Linked DNA regions of Homo sapiens: region 2 is linked to region 1. A link is a contact called in ENCODE Hi-C or POLR2A ChIA-PET data. All regions are on one chromosome and are shown on one strand. The core of a region is the stretch at or near the end of the contact, and the rest is flanking DNA. Distances in the headings are between cores, read along the strand shown. Region 1 overlaps BCL2 (BCL2 apoptosis regulator). Region 2 overlaps BCL2 (BCL2 apoptosis regulator).

What was found. Hi-C counts contacts between places; a loop is a spot of excess contacts on that map. ChIA-PET counts read pairs that join two places held with the same protein, here RNA polymerase II (POLR2A). Pooled maps may share reads with other maps.
Region 2: a loop to region 1 is called in a map of CD4-positive, alpha-beta T cell, with 2.4 times the contacts of the local background. The contact joins two enhancer-like sites. A Hi-C loop is called at or near these places in 12 of 168 maps with a recorded cell type or tissue (B cell, CD14-positive monocyte, CD4-positive, alpha-beta T cell and 7 more), 3 of 37 single-sample maps with no recorded cell type and 18 of 50 pooled maps. POLR2A ChIA-PET finds 5 or more read pairs at or near these places in 12 of 52 experiments (CD4-positive, alpha-beta T cell, CD4-positive, alpha-beta memory T cell, GM10248 and 7 more).

What each region holds. Positions count from the first base shown.
Region 1 is chr18:63,252,824-63,255,678 of GRCh38, forward strand. All of the region lies in intron 2 of BCL2 (BCL2 apoptosis regulator), which reads right to left. Among named protein-coding and RNA genes, the nearest start is that of BCL2, 66 kb to the right of the region's middle. Within about 2 kb of position 1,373, at least 2 of the 41 ENCODE cell types and tissues checked have a DNase peak (open chromatin) inside an H3K27ac peak, as active enhancers do.
Region 2 is chr18:63,291,448-63,294,302 of GRCh38, forward strand. The region is part of intron 2 of BCL2 (BCL2 apoptosis regulator); the gene reads right to left. Among named protein-coding and RNA genes, the nearest start is that of BCL2, 27 kb to the right of the region's middle. Within about 2 kb of position 1,449, at least 8 of the 41 ENCODE cell types and tissues checked have a DNase peak (open chromatin) inside an H3K27ac peak, as active enhancers do.

The DNA of each region.
Region 1 (2,855 bases), core at 123-2,622:
GATGGGGTCAGTTCTGCATTGGTTGTACATAGGAGCAACCCTGCACAGAGAAACAGATCAAGTCTGGAACTAGAATAGAGTAGGTAGCAAGCAGAAAGTAGAAGGAAGAGCAAGCAAAATAAATAGGTTCCTAACATCTGCTATTTCCCGATTTTTAAAAAGTGAATGCACAGACAACAGACACCAACTCTGTACACAAAAACACACTTTAATGTTAACTAGAATTATTCCTCAGATGCACACAGTTTGCGTTTGTTTATGCATGGTGTAGCTGCCACTTACGTAGTGTTTATTACATAGCTGGCACTGTTCTAAGCAGTTAACTCATAAACGCATTTAAAGCTCACAGCAGCCCTATGAGGAAAATGCTGTAATACGTGGCACTTAGCAGATGAGCAGAAGGAGCCCCAGAAAAGCCTGGGTAGGAAAGGACAGAGCAGAGGTTTGAATCCAGGCAGACCATCTCCAGTCCATACTGCTCACACCTGACACTACACTGATCGCCTACGAAGTCTGCTGTACTTACTCTGCTGACATGCTTGGAAAAGAAACACATTCTAAGTAGTTAATAATCAATCATTTCCCATATAAGAATATATTGCAACATTCAGAAAAGGGTTAAAATATTCTGTAATCCTACCACTATATCACATTGCTGGGGTAGCCCAATCACCGCAGAGACTTTATGAAAGAGGTTTCTGAGTCCTATTTCAAAACATCAGTGACTAGGGCAAAACCCCTCCCTAAACCTAAGCCGTTTACAGTATAAATTTGGGAAGGAAACTATTTGAGATGGCCGTTGGAGATTTCTACTAGAACAATTTGATTATTTCTTTTACAGTCTACATATGAATAGTTGAATCATTTAATTGCAGGAGTTAAAAGACTTGTCTGTGTTTAGAAAAATGAGATTTTTATTTGGGATTCCCCAGTATATTAGAAAGATGATTCTCAGTAAATTGTGGGCAAGAAGGAAATAATATACATATTTGTGGCTATGAGAGCTAACCAGAAAAAAAAAAAAGAAAGAAAGAAAGAAAGAAACTCTCTGGACTCGCACAGTTCCAAAAACTGCTGAATGTTGTCTTTTTTTTTTTTCCACCCTACTAAGCATTTCTCTCTTATCGAGGAGGATTCATTTCCCACCTGTTTCTTTTACGTTCTTGAAATACATATAAAGTTAGTGTTTATTTTCTACCCACTGAAATCTTGTTCAAGTTATTCTTTCTTTGGTCTCTACTTTCAGAAGTCACAACTTGTTTTGAAAACATTAGCATGAGAGAAGGCTTCTTTTTATGTACCACAAACTCTCAACTATTTAGAATGCTTGCTTCAGAGGTAAAGAGATGCCTGGTGGCTTTTCTGCTTTGTAACAATGGCCGTGTAAACAACATGACTGGACAAAACCAAAAATGTGCTTAGACAGAGTTCCTTCTTCCTGTCCAGGCAAGGTGGCTCACGTCTATAATCCCAACACTTTAGGAGGCTGAGGCGGGTGGATCACTTGAGGTCAGGAGTTCAAGACCAGCCTGGGCGGCATAGGGAAACCCTGTCTTTGCTAAAAAAAAAAAAAAAAAAAAAAAAAAGCTGGGTGTGGTGGTGCACTCCTGTGATCTCAGCTACTTGGGAGGCTGAGGTGGGAGGATCGCTTGAACCAGGGAGGCAGAGGTTGCAGGAGCTGAAATCATGTCACTGCACTCAAGCCTGGGCAACAGAGCAAGACCCTGCCTTAAAAAAAAAAAATGGAATTCCTTCTTCTTCTGATGAGTGCTTCTCATCATTGGGGTCACAATTATCAATACCAGTTTTTTATAGCCCAACGTTATTTGAAACATCCATATGTTTGTGTTATAAATTAATACACGTATTTAAAATATGGGTTATAGAAAAGATACCATATGCAGTGGTCCAGAATTTTGAGTTGTACTGTCCTTGTTCTTCACATGGGGTATTAGATTTCAACCAAAATGAAGATCATATCTTCAAGTAGATTGCCAGAAGGCACCATACTGGAAGCTCACGGGTAGTGCACTCTGTTCAATGAGGGCAGAAAGACAGTGACATATGAGGTCTTCCAAAGGTGACATGGAATGCAGGCAGAGATGAAATGTAGAGGAGAAAGAATGCAAAGCTGCAAAACATGGGCCCTATCTGTACTTGGATCTGGTCCTTGGATTGCAGAGCTCACTGCTGTGTGCATAGACCTGGCAAGTGTACGGCTGCCAGTTTGATTCCGATGAAGGGCATTTAGAAGAATCAAAGGATGAAAGACAACGGAAAGGAGTTAACATCATGACCTCCATTTTACTGATGGCATGGCTGAGGTCCAAAAGAGTTAAGTGACACAGAGCTAGAGCAGCATAAAGCCAGCACTTGTCACCTTCTCTAGTTTCATAATTCATAACTTTTCTGTGGTATATGTTCCTGGTCACCAATAAAATGGGATGACAGTGTGGACAGCTCTATCCAAACCATTACTTCTGATAAACAAATCAAACTCAGGGATGCTGCTGGTTCAGAGCTGCTTCCTCCTCTCTGGGGACTGGCCTATGTCCCAGGGGCTCAAAAGCATCACCACCTTCATTTATCCTTACAATGAAACCTTGAGGGACACGACTGTCTACACTTCTAATTGGAAAGCCGTATCTGATTCATTCAAATGTTCAGATCTTCAAAAAGTAAAGTGGCCTAGAGTGGAATCTTAAAGTTGAGAGTATGGACTCAGGGAGATGCTGTTCATTAGCCAGGATAAGAGATGTGGTTTGAAAGAGCTGGACTTCCTTTTCTCACTTTGCAATTGACCTGCTGACTAAACTTGGGCTACTCACTTCTTAACCTCAGTCTGTCTTGAATTT
Region 2 (2,855 bases), core at 199-2,698, 39 kb after region 1:
TTCAGATATGCCTGATGCCCTTCAACAGGTCATCATTTGCACTAGAAACCAATACTCATCAAGTGTCAACAGGTCCACAGCCCCGTCCTGAATCATTCAGAGGAAGTTAAATACAAGAGTTTGCAATTTAAACCAAAGTGTACCATCCCAATCTGTAAAAGACTCGGGAACACATGAAAGAGTACAAAGATAAAGCAAATAGCCTTGAGTTACTTAGTTTAGTTGGAACTATTTTTGTCACACTATCAACCGAGGCCCTGGAGTACTCATGAGTATTTCTTTTTTTTTTTTTCTCAATAAAGCGGGAAAAAATGCTGAAAGAATTTTTTAGATGTATTCCTTTCTTGTGTTGGAAAGATAATCTTACTGAAACAGGAATGGAATCTAGCTTATGTCTCTCTTTCCTATTCTTAGAATCCTAAACAAAGAAATGAATGTCTACAAGGTGGTTTGGGGAAACAGTTAGAAGATTCCCATGGGAAGCAAGTTAAATTGAGAGTCCAAGAAGACTAGAAACCACTTTATATCAGTGCTGGGCTCACAGGAGAGCTAGGTGATAGGAGAAAGGGCCAGTGATGTGGACAGATCATGATAGTGACAGTGAAGAGAGTCCAGGTAAGACCTAACGAATGACTTAATAGATCAACTGGAGTGGTTTTAGTGGATAGGTTTGCATGTTTCTAACGACACAGAAACCTACAAAATAGTTCACTGGTTTTCAGAAAAATACTGGAAGGATTCATCACAAACTCCTAGCCCCAGCCAACCCCAGTGCAAAAAAAAAAAAAAAAAAAAATCATGCCCAATCCTTCAAAAGATTCATATGTGCAGGGTTATTACTCTAGACATCAGCTTGCCTGGGACCATCCTGGCCTACCCTATTGTCCCAGAATAATGATTAATAACAAGTGTCTCAGCTTGGATGAGACATGTTATGATCATCTTAGATATGAAAGAATGGCAATCTAATAGGTTAATGAATATCAAGACAAAATACCTTTAGAAAGGCTTTCCTTTCTAATTGTGGTTCCAGACTTTATACAGCGCACTCACACGTACCATGCTAGCTGGGATCTGCACTCTGGTAATAGAAAGGGGGGGCTTGCGCACAGAAGGAAATGGGTTCATGTTGGCACCACCCAGGTGCTCAGCAAATGGACAGCAAATAAACCGTCGTTGAAGAAAGGCAATGAAAGAACCCTCTTCACCAATGTCTTGAATGAATGGTTCTTCAGCCATGACACATCGTACTGAGGAATGGCTTAACAGTTCTCCTTGATTCTGGGAGTGAAATAAGTATGGGGGTAAAGAGCATCAGGAAGACTCCCACTGCAGGAAACCCTGTGAAGAAAGTGCTGAAGAAAGCGCTCTCCCACCACGCATTAGGGAAGGAGCTCAGGAGCTCTCTGCCAACTGCAGTAGGCACGGGCCCAGAGACAGAAGATTTCTGTGGTCTGGGCACCCTTCCTGCTGCTGCAGGTGATGAGTAATAATAGCGACGGCTCTCATGTCACAACCTGGTGGCCGCTGGACCCTCACTTTGGTTGGAGGGTGTGTCCCCACAGGGGAAGTTCACAAGAGCCAAGCTGGGCTCTGAGCTTCATGCAACGTGCAAGATGTGCACCAAGACGACCTCACCCCTGGCTGGACTCAGCCCCGGGACAACACTCCCACCCCGCAGAGCCCAGCCAGGTTCTCAGTGGCCCCAAGATAGCACACAAGCAGCTGGGATGGGAAAACAAGGTTTAGTAATATGAAACCAAAATACTCCTCCAGCCTGACTGCACTGCCCAGGATGAAATTCTCTCTAATTCCACTGAACATCTTAAACCAAAACATATTCAAACCCTGAACATCAGCAGCACTCGTACTTCTCTTTTTTGGGGCTGTGAAGGGAGGGTGGAGTGCTGCAACAGAATAACAATTTTCAGCATAGGAAAATCCCCAATATGCAGGTTGTCACCTGCTTGATCTATTTTCCTCCCAACCAAGTTAAGCAATCACCAACAGTTCTCTATGAGATATCTTCCACTGAGATTAAAGGAACGACCAGCAAGAAACAGTGTATGTGTTGTGGTAGTGTGAGTGTGGGTTTTCAAATGGGTACATTCCTAGAAGACGGGACAGCAGGCTCTGAGGAGGCAGCTTTGTGGAAGAGACTGGGGTGTCCAGAGGACCTTGGATATCTGGAATACTCACATATGGTGCTTGTTCTGGGGCTGGGGGGAGACAAGTACATATAGAAATATCATAACCAGTTTTCTCCAGTAAATACACCAAAACAAAGGAAAATGGGATCAAAGTATAGCCAGCAACGTGAAAAGTCCCATTTCAAAATCTAAAGTAAGATTCCAAAATAGAACATGTTTTAACAGAGTATGTAAATTTATGGAAACACTTCCTCACCCGGCTCCTGATCTTTTATAGGTACCTCTCATGCAACAGTTCAGCTTTAAATCTTTTTTAGGAAGCAGCTGGCTACCAGAGATCTTCACTCCTGTGCTTTTTTTCTCTTTTTTTTTTTGCAAATCTAGCATCTCCTTTCCATGTGATGCACTATGCTTGGAGCTGGCAGAGCAAAAGCCTGTCATTCTTAAAACATGAAGAGAATAATTCAGCGCCTTATTTTGTGATCACAGAGAATGCAATTAATACTTTGGCTGCCTTGGTATGTAGACCAAACCTTCTGCCACAGTGTTTTGCAGTGCTGTTGTCCAGGGCAGCTCTGCCAATCTTTTCATTCCAACAGAAACGATGCCAGACTTCTCGGTGCTAAGCAAAGTATAATGAGGCGGAAGAGGTGGCTGGAACCCTCAGTGAGGGAATGTGCTCCTGGGATGATTCTCTACAAAATA